Linked DNA regions of Homo sapiens: region 2 is linked to region 1. Evidence: chromatin loops called from intact Hi-C (ENCODE). Cell type or tissue: dorsolateral prefrontal cortex. All regions are shown on one strand. Each heading gives the region's core, and the rest is flanking DNA. Links, peaks and the distances in the headings are about the cores only.

Region 1 (2,912 bases), core at 212-2,711:
TTACATTTGAGTACCTAAAAATAATCAAACAAATCTCTGGAAAAAATATGAACTACATTGGAACTTAATTTCTCCTGTCTCATAATACCTTTAAATTACTTCAACAAATAAAGAACTTAAGATGTTATTTAATGATTTAAGACTTAAGTTATTAATAAAGAACCTTAATAGTTGCAGAATGAGCCCTGATACGACTTTTCACCTACTTTTAAGGCCTGTATTTATTGTATTATTATCATTTGTATCATTTTCACTTAGCAAAAGCTACCATATATCAATTCATCAATCTGTAACGTCAACGGCTAACAGGATGAAGAAATAAAAATCCTTCTCTTTAAATTCACATGTAAAGAAATCCTAAAGGCAAAACCCAAAGCTGTATTGTTTTCTATTATTTTTTAAGTTGCAACCATAAAATCTTACCAATGTCTCAATATGGTCTCAATCTTAAATTCACCTTTTCCCCACATCTTTATTGAACAAATTTTTAAAAAGACATTGTAAAAGTTACTGTAATTAGCTCTACATACTTTTAGAAATATTGTTGCCAATCCTGCTAGAAGGAAATAATTTTTTTTAATTATAAAACTTGAATGTAGCCAGGAAAAAAATTGCTTACGTAGAATGTCTATTTTGGACTACTTAAAAATAGCTCTAATAATTTAAAGGTAATTTATTATAAGTGGTCAGATATACAGCCTACCACTTTCTTTTAAAGAAAAAAAGGTAGATTTAACCATCTACATAATAAAATATTCTTTAAATATTCTAGTCAACATTTTACCATTTACAGGCTTAAATTCTTACACAATGATCCACTGAGATTTGAAAGGATCTGGGCTTTCAAGGGGGAGGAAAAGGGATCAAAATCACTGATTGGTTATTACAAGGACAAAGGTTAGTGACTTAAATATAGACATGCATTTAAAATTACTGCGTAATTATACTGTGTAATTTGAATGATTTCAAGATGCACATAATCTGATTAAAAGAAAGTTGGTAATAATTTTAAAGGTTCAAATCAGATTTTCAAAGAAGAGGCTTACTGCAAACACAATATCTTGCTACCTACAAACCTTTGCACAGAATTTCAACTACACCAAGTAAGGTTTTTTAAAATAGTCACGGAAAATATGTCACTGTGAAACACAAAAACAGCAATGTGTATTTACCACATCCAAGTGACGAACAAATGAAATCTGTTAGATCTATATTGTTTACAATGTGCAAGATTAGAGAACAGAACCTAAACGGCAGGACTGAAAAGACTAAACCGAATGCCAGTGAAACAGAACAGCATGACATTTTCTGGTATACAACCAAATGTAAAAACACGTGAGATAGCCGTTTTAATCCTTTAGACTTCAACTCTTCAGAGGTTTCACTTTCAATCCAAAATATCTAAATTCCAAAGCTTATTCATAGAAATATATTAGTGGTCACATATAAAAACTGAATAAGAAATTAAAAAGCAGATATACCCTTGTCCTTCCAATTTTTCTTCTGACCGTCCATCTCTTGTCACGATCTGCTTTGCAGCTCCAATTATTAATTATGCATACCAACAGAAAAGCTGTAACTGCACAAACCTACTCCCTGAGACATGAAATACCCGTTTCCTCAACCGAAGTCTGCAGTCTCCTCTGCTGCACAACTGCAGCAGGACTGAAGTCACCTGACGTCTTCTGGGTGTGGAACAGTCTGACGCAGTGCAATCTGTAACTAGGCTACTAATACTCCAGCATTAATGCTTTCCTTCTATCTGTTGATTGTTTTAGGCATTTGCCTTGTTGCTCATACCAAATGGAGCTGCATTTGCAGGGAGAGGGCAGGCTACCAAAAGAAAGGAAATAAGGGTTGTTCTTAGAACTAACCACTGAATGTATCTGAAATGCAATTAAAGCCATATGCAGTTTTTTTTTCTTTCTTTTTTTAACAGATGGTCGAATTATGCTACTGGTTTTCAGTTTCATTTAAAACTCTAAAATTAATGGTTACCTAATAAGATAAAAATGGACTGATCAAATATTAATAGCCTAAATTTCAAGCTTGTGAAATGATGAGTCTCCTTAATTGCTCCTAAGTTCATTAAGACGTAAAACATTCAGCATTTTGCACCTTATGAAGAGATAAACAGAAAATAAAAGTCAAATTACTAATGTTTATTGAACATATTATTTGAACAGAAAACTTTAGCAACTTAATCTTCCTAATATCTTTTTTCCTCTTTTACAATTATGGAAATCCAGAGACTTACAAACATACACTTACTCTTAATCATCATCTGCTCCAACTCAATCTTTGAATATTTATTAGACACCTCTACAGACAGTATTAATAGATTCTTAGCTTGGGGAGATATATTCATGGGCTAATGATATAATCTGCCATGGGAAAATGACATAAAAGCAAACTATAATTTTATTTTATTTTTTATTTTTTTCTGACACAGGGTCTCGCTCTGTCACCAAGGCTGGAGTGCAGTGGTGCAATCATTGGTCACATGGCAACCTCAACCTCCCAGGCTCAAGAGATCCTCCCATCTCAGTCACCACAGGCATGTGCCACCATGCCCAGTTAATTTTTTATTTTTACACTTTTTTTAGAGATGAGGTCTCCCTGTGTTGTCCAAGCTGGTCACAAACTCCTGGGCTCAAGCAATTCTCCCACCTCAGCCTCCTAAAGTGCGGGGATTACAGGTATGAGCCACCACACCTGGCCTAAAATTTTACTGAAAAATATAAAAACAAATCTATGTACAGCATTTTTAAAATCTGTGTTCAACTTTATAAAACTGATTTTCATTCCAATGCAGTGTCTCTACTTATGTTCCACAATCAATTCACCTGATACTTATATCTGCCTAAGCAGAAAAGGCACTAACAAATCAGCTAAAATATTTTAAAATGCAA
Region 2 (2,912 bases), core at 111-2,610, 64 kb before region 1:
CTTCATCCCCTAAAGACTCTCCATGACAAAGTGCTGTGAAGTCTATTTCGCCAACCTTTCTTTAAATATTCACCTGTTTTCTTCTCCATAACCACTGCTCCAGTCAAGTGCTTCATCATTCCTCTCTTGGATCATCACAGTGGCCTCTTCAGTATTCTGCCCATCTTTACTTAGTTCCCTTTACGCCACCCTTTGTACTCTCATTTTTTCACCCAAATAACTTTGTATTCACCTAAAATAGCCAAGTCTAAGACGATATCCCCATTTTTTAAAACAACAACAAAAAGACACAAAGCTGTGTGATAGGCTTCAGTCAAGAGCATTTTCAAGAGGGTAGGCTTCTTTCAGGACATCCTGCAGTTCTTCTGCCTGAATCCTTTCCATCACCCCATCACTAAGTATCTCTGTACATGATTCTGGAAGACATAGGAATACACTCAACAGAGTCCAGTTCTTAGGAATACTGTTAACAGAGTCCAGTTCTGAAGAATGCACTTGACACAGTCCAGTTTGGTCTTGATAACAGAGAGGCCCCCTGGCTTTGGAGATTTTTCCTAACCCTGGATTTATCCTAGAGCAGTGGTTGCTAATTTCTCTGTGTTTCTCGCCCCTCCCTTTCTCCCTCCCCTCCCCCATCCATTCCTCCCTACCCCCCTCCTTCCCTCCTCCTTCACTCCTTCCCTCCTCCCTCTCTGCCTCCCCCTTCTCCCATTCCTCCCTCTCTCCCTCCTCTCCCACTCCTCCCTCTCTCCTCCCATCCCATTCCTCCCTCCCTCATCCCTCCCTACCCCTCCTCCCCCTCCCCTCTTTCCCCCTCCCCTCTCTCCCCTCCCCCTTCTCTCTCCCTTCTCTCTCTCCCTCCCCCTTCTCTCTCCCCTCTCTCTCTCCCTCCCCCTTCTCTCTCCCCTCTCTCTCTGCCTCCCCCTTCTCTCTCCCCTCCCCCTCCCCTTTGGATTTCCCAAGACATTCTAAAACCATTGGAGCATTTTATGCCACATTTTGGAAGCTGAAGAAAGCTGTTTCCTCCAAGGACACTTTGAACATTGTCTGATGAACACGACTCAAAACAACTTCAAACTTGAATTTCTTGGCTAGTTGGAACTGAGTTTCCCCACACTCACACCCACACCCACACCCCTCTTTATAGAAACTGGTTGGAACGACTTGGTTTCTCACAGGCTGTCCAAGCCTCACTCCCCAGTTGGCTCTCATGTTGTACTCATCTTGGGTTGCAACTGACTCGTGACCTCAGTGGTTTCAGAAGCTTCCCTGAGCACTTTGGCCCTGAATGCTCTTACACATTTCAGGTCATTGTGTGCTCTGCTCCACCTCTTGCTCTGTCAGCCCAGTGCCTTGGGGAGGGGGAAAGGAGGGACAAGTACCCAGGCATTGGCCTGCCTTGCGGGTCTGTGCAGGGCAAGAGCCCGTGTCAGGATAAGACTCCCCACATCTTTAGTTGAGTCTAAGCTTTCTCTTCAGCAGCCCAGCGCTGGGCAGTGGGATGACAGCAGGAATTGGCCTTCCCATGATCCTGCCCTGCCCACAGAATGTGCCAACTGTTTCCACAGGGGGTACAGGGTTGTGACTCTCCCCACAGGCACTGAAGAGCAGGGCCGACTTGTTACTCAACACCAAGCCCCAGGCTGGAGTTCACAGCCTCTCCCTGGGCTTCCTGCCTTCACTCTGTCTTCTTGGCAGGCTTCTCCTGCTCTCCAGAGCTTCGGCCTGTGTGCCACCCTCTCTCCTGATTATCCAGTTTGTTTGCTGTCTTGCCAGGCTCCCTCCTTAAATTTCTTGCCAATGGAAGCTCTTTCTCCTTTGTTCCCTGACCCTGCCCCCCTGCCCATTCTCCTCAAAGCCTACTTGCCCCACCAGGCCCCTTTGTGTCTCTGCTCCTCCCACCTCCAGTCTCTCACCCCCTCACCTTCCCAGATCTTGGCCCCACTGGGTCTCCCTGCCAATGCCGGGTTGTGCCCACAGCCTTCCTCGCACTCCTGTCCTGTGCCAGCTGGGAATGACCAACTCTAATGAGCTGATTGGACTGAAAGTGAGTGAATGTCCTCATGCCTCCACTCCTTCCCACCTCAGCAAAGCTTTTCAGAGTCCCATTTCTGATGGAATCTGAATCTAGAAGGATTTAGATCCACGGAAAACTGTTAAACCTCCAGTGTTTGGCTACGTGTGAAGTCTCTGGCAGTCCCTCCCACATCTGATGTTATGAACACTGTTTATAGATGCCTGGAAAGAAGCTTTTAATACTTGTATTGTGTTTTAACTTGCTTTCCTTTGGAGGCAGGGAATTGTCAAGTAAGTATTCACACCGCTCTGGAGACAAACACAGGTGTTTGGTGAACATCCAGTACTAAGTGTTCACGCAGAATCCACAACCGCGAAGGGTCAATACTTAAAATCCGCTGAATTTGCCACAATGCAGGTTTCTTCCCCTTGCTCCTCTCATCTTCAGTTTTGAAGCAATACAGCTGTAAACATATGCTTGCGAAATGAGAAAGAAACATTGAGATTGCTTTACCTTTCGGTTTTTTTCTGAAAATCAAGGTGAAAAAAAAAAGCATCGGATTGCGTCTGTGTATATATATACAATCTCCTGTATATATAAATACACGGTGTTTGTGCTTGTACGCATACTCTATATTCACTGTATAATATATTACATATTATACAACCTGTGTGTCCCCTGAAATCGAGCCCTGTGTTTATCCTCAAATAATGCCTTATGAGCCATGCCATAGTTCCAGTGTCCTCTTGCTCTCCTCATAGCCCCTGGCTTGCTTTTGTCATACACTTAAACGTTCTTAGGTGAAAGAAGAAACCCACGGATTTCATTTGAAAGTCCCACTAAAACAGAAGAAAGAGCAGATGTCCTGGGAAGCGATAATTAATGTGAAGGAAGT

The links. Hi-C counts contacts between places; a loop is a spot of excess contacts. Peaks named below come from ENCODE experiments on the same cell type or tissue, not always from the same donor. Only the 100,000 strongest peaks of a DNase experiment are listed, where the experiment ranks them.
Region 2: it touches region 1 in a loop (2.1-fold over the local background); 4 of 110 quality-filtered maps call a loop at or near these places.

The regions. Positions count from the first base shown.
Region 1 is chr2:55,008,606-55,011,517 of GRCh38, forward strand. All of the region lies in intron 3 of RTN4 (reticulon 4), which reads right to left. Among named protein-coding and RNA genes, the nearest start is that of RTN4, 40 kb to the right of the region's middle. RefSeq lists a silencer at 2,474-2,533. In dorsolateral prefrontal cortex, for the core only: CTCF peaks have their summits at 1,659 and 1,860; a DNase peak (open chromatin) is centred at 1,676; H3K4me3 peaks cover 2,500 bases; H3K27ac peaks cover 2,500 bases.
Region 2 is chr2:54,944,368-54,947,279 of GRCh38, forward strand. The region is part of intron 28 of EML6 (EMAP like 6); the gene reads left to right. Among named protein-coding and RNA genes, the nearest start is that of RTN4, 100 kb to the right of the region's middle. In dorsolateral prefrontal cortex, for the core only: no CTCF peak of the experiment used is centred there; DNase peaks (open chromatin) are centred at 1,263 and 1,572; H3K4me3 peaks cover 1,264 bases; H3K27ac peaks cover 2,231 bases.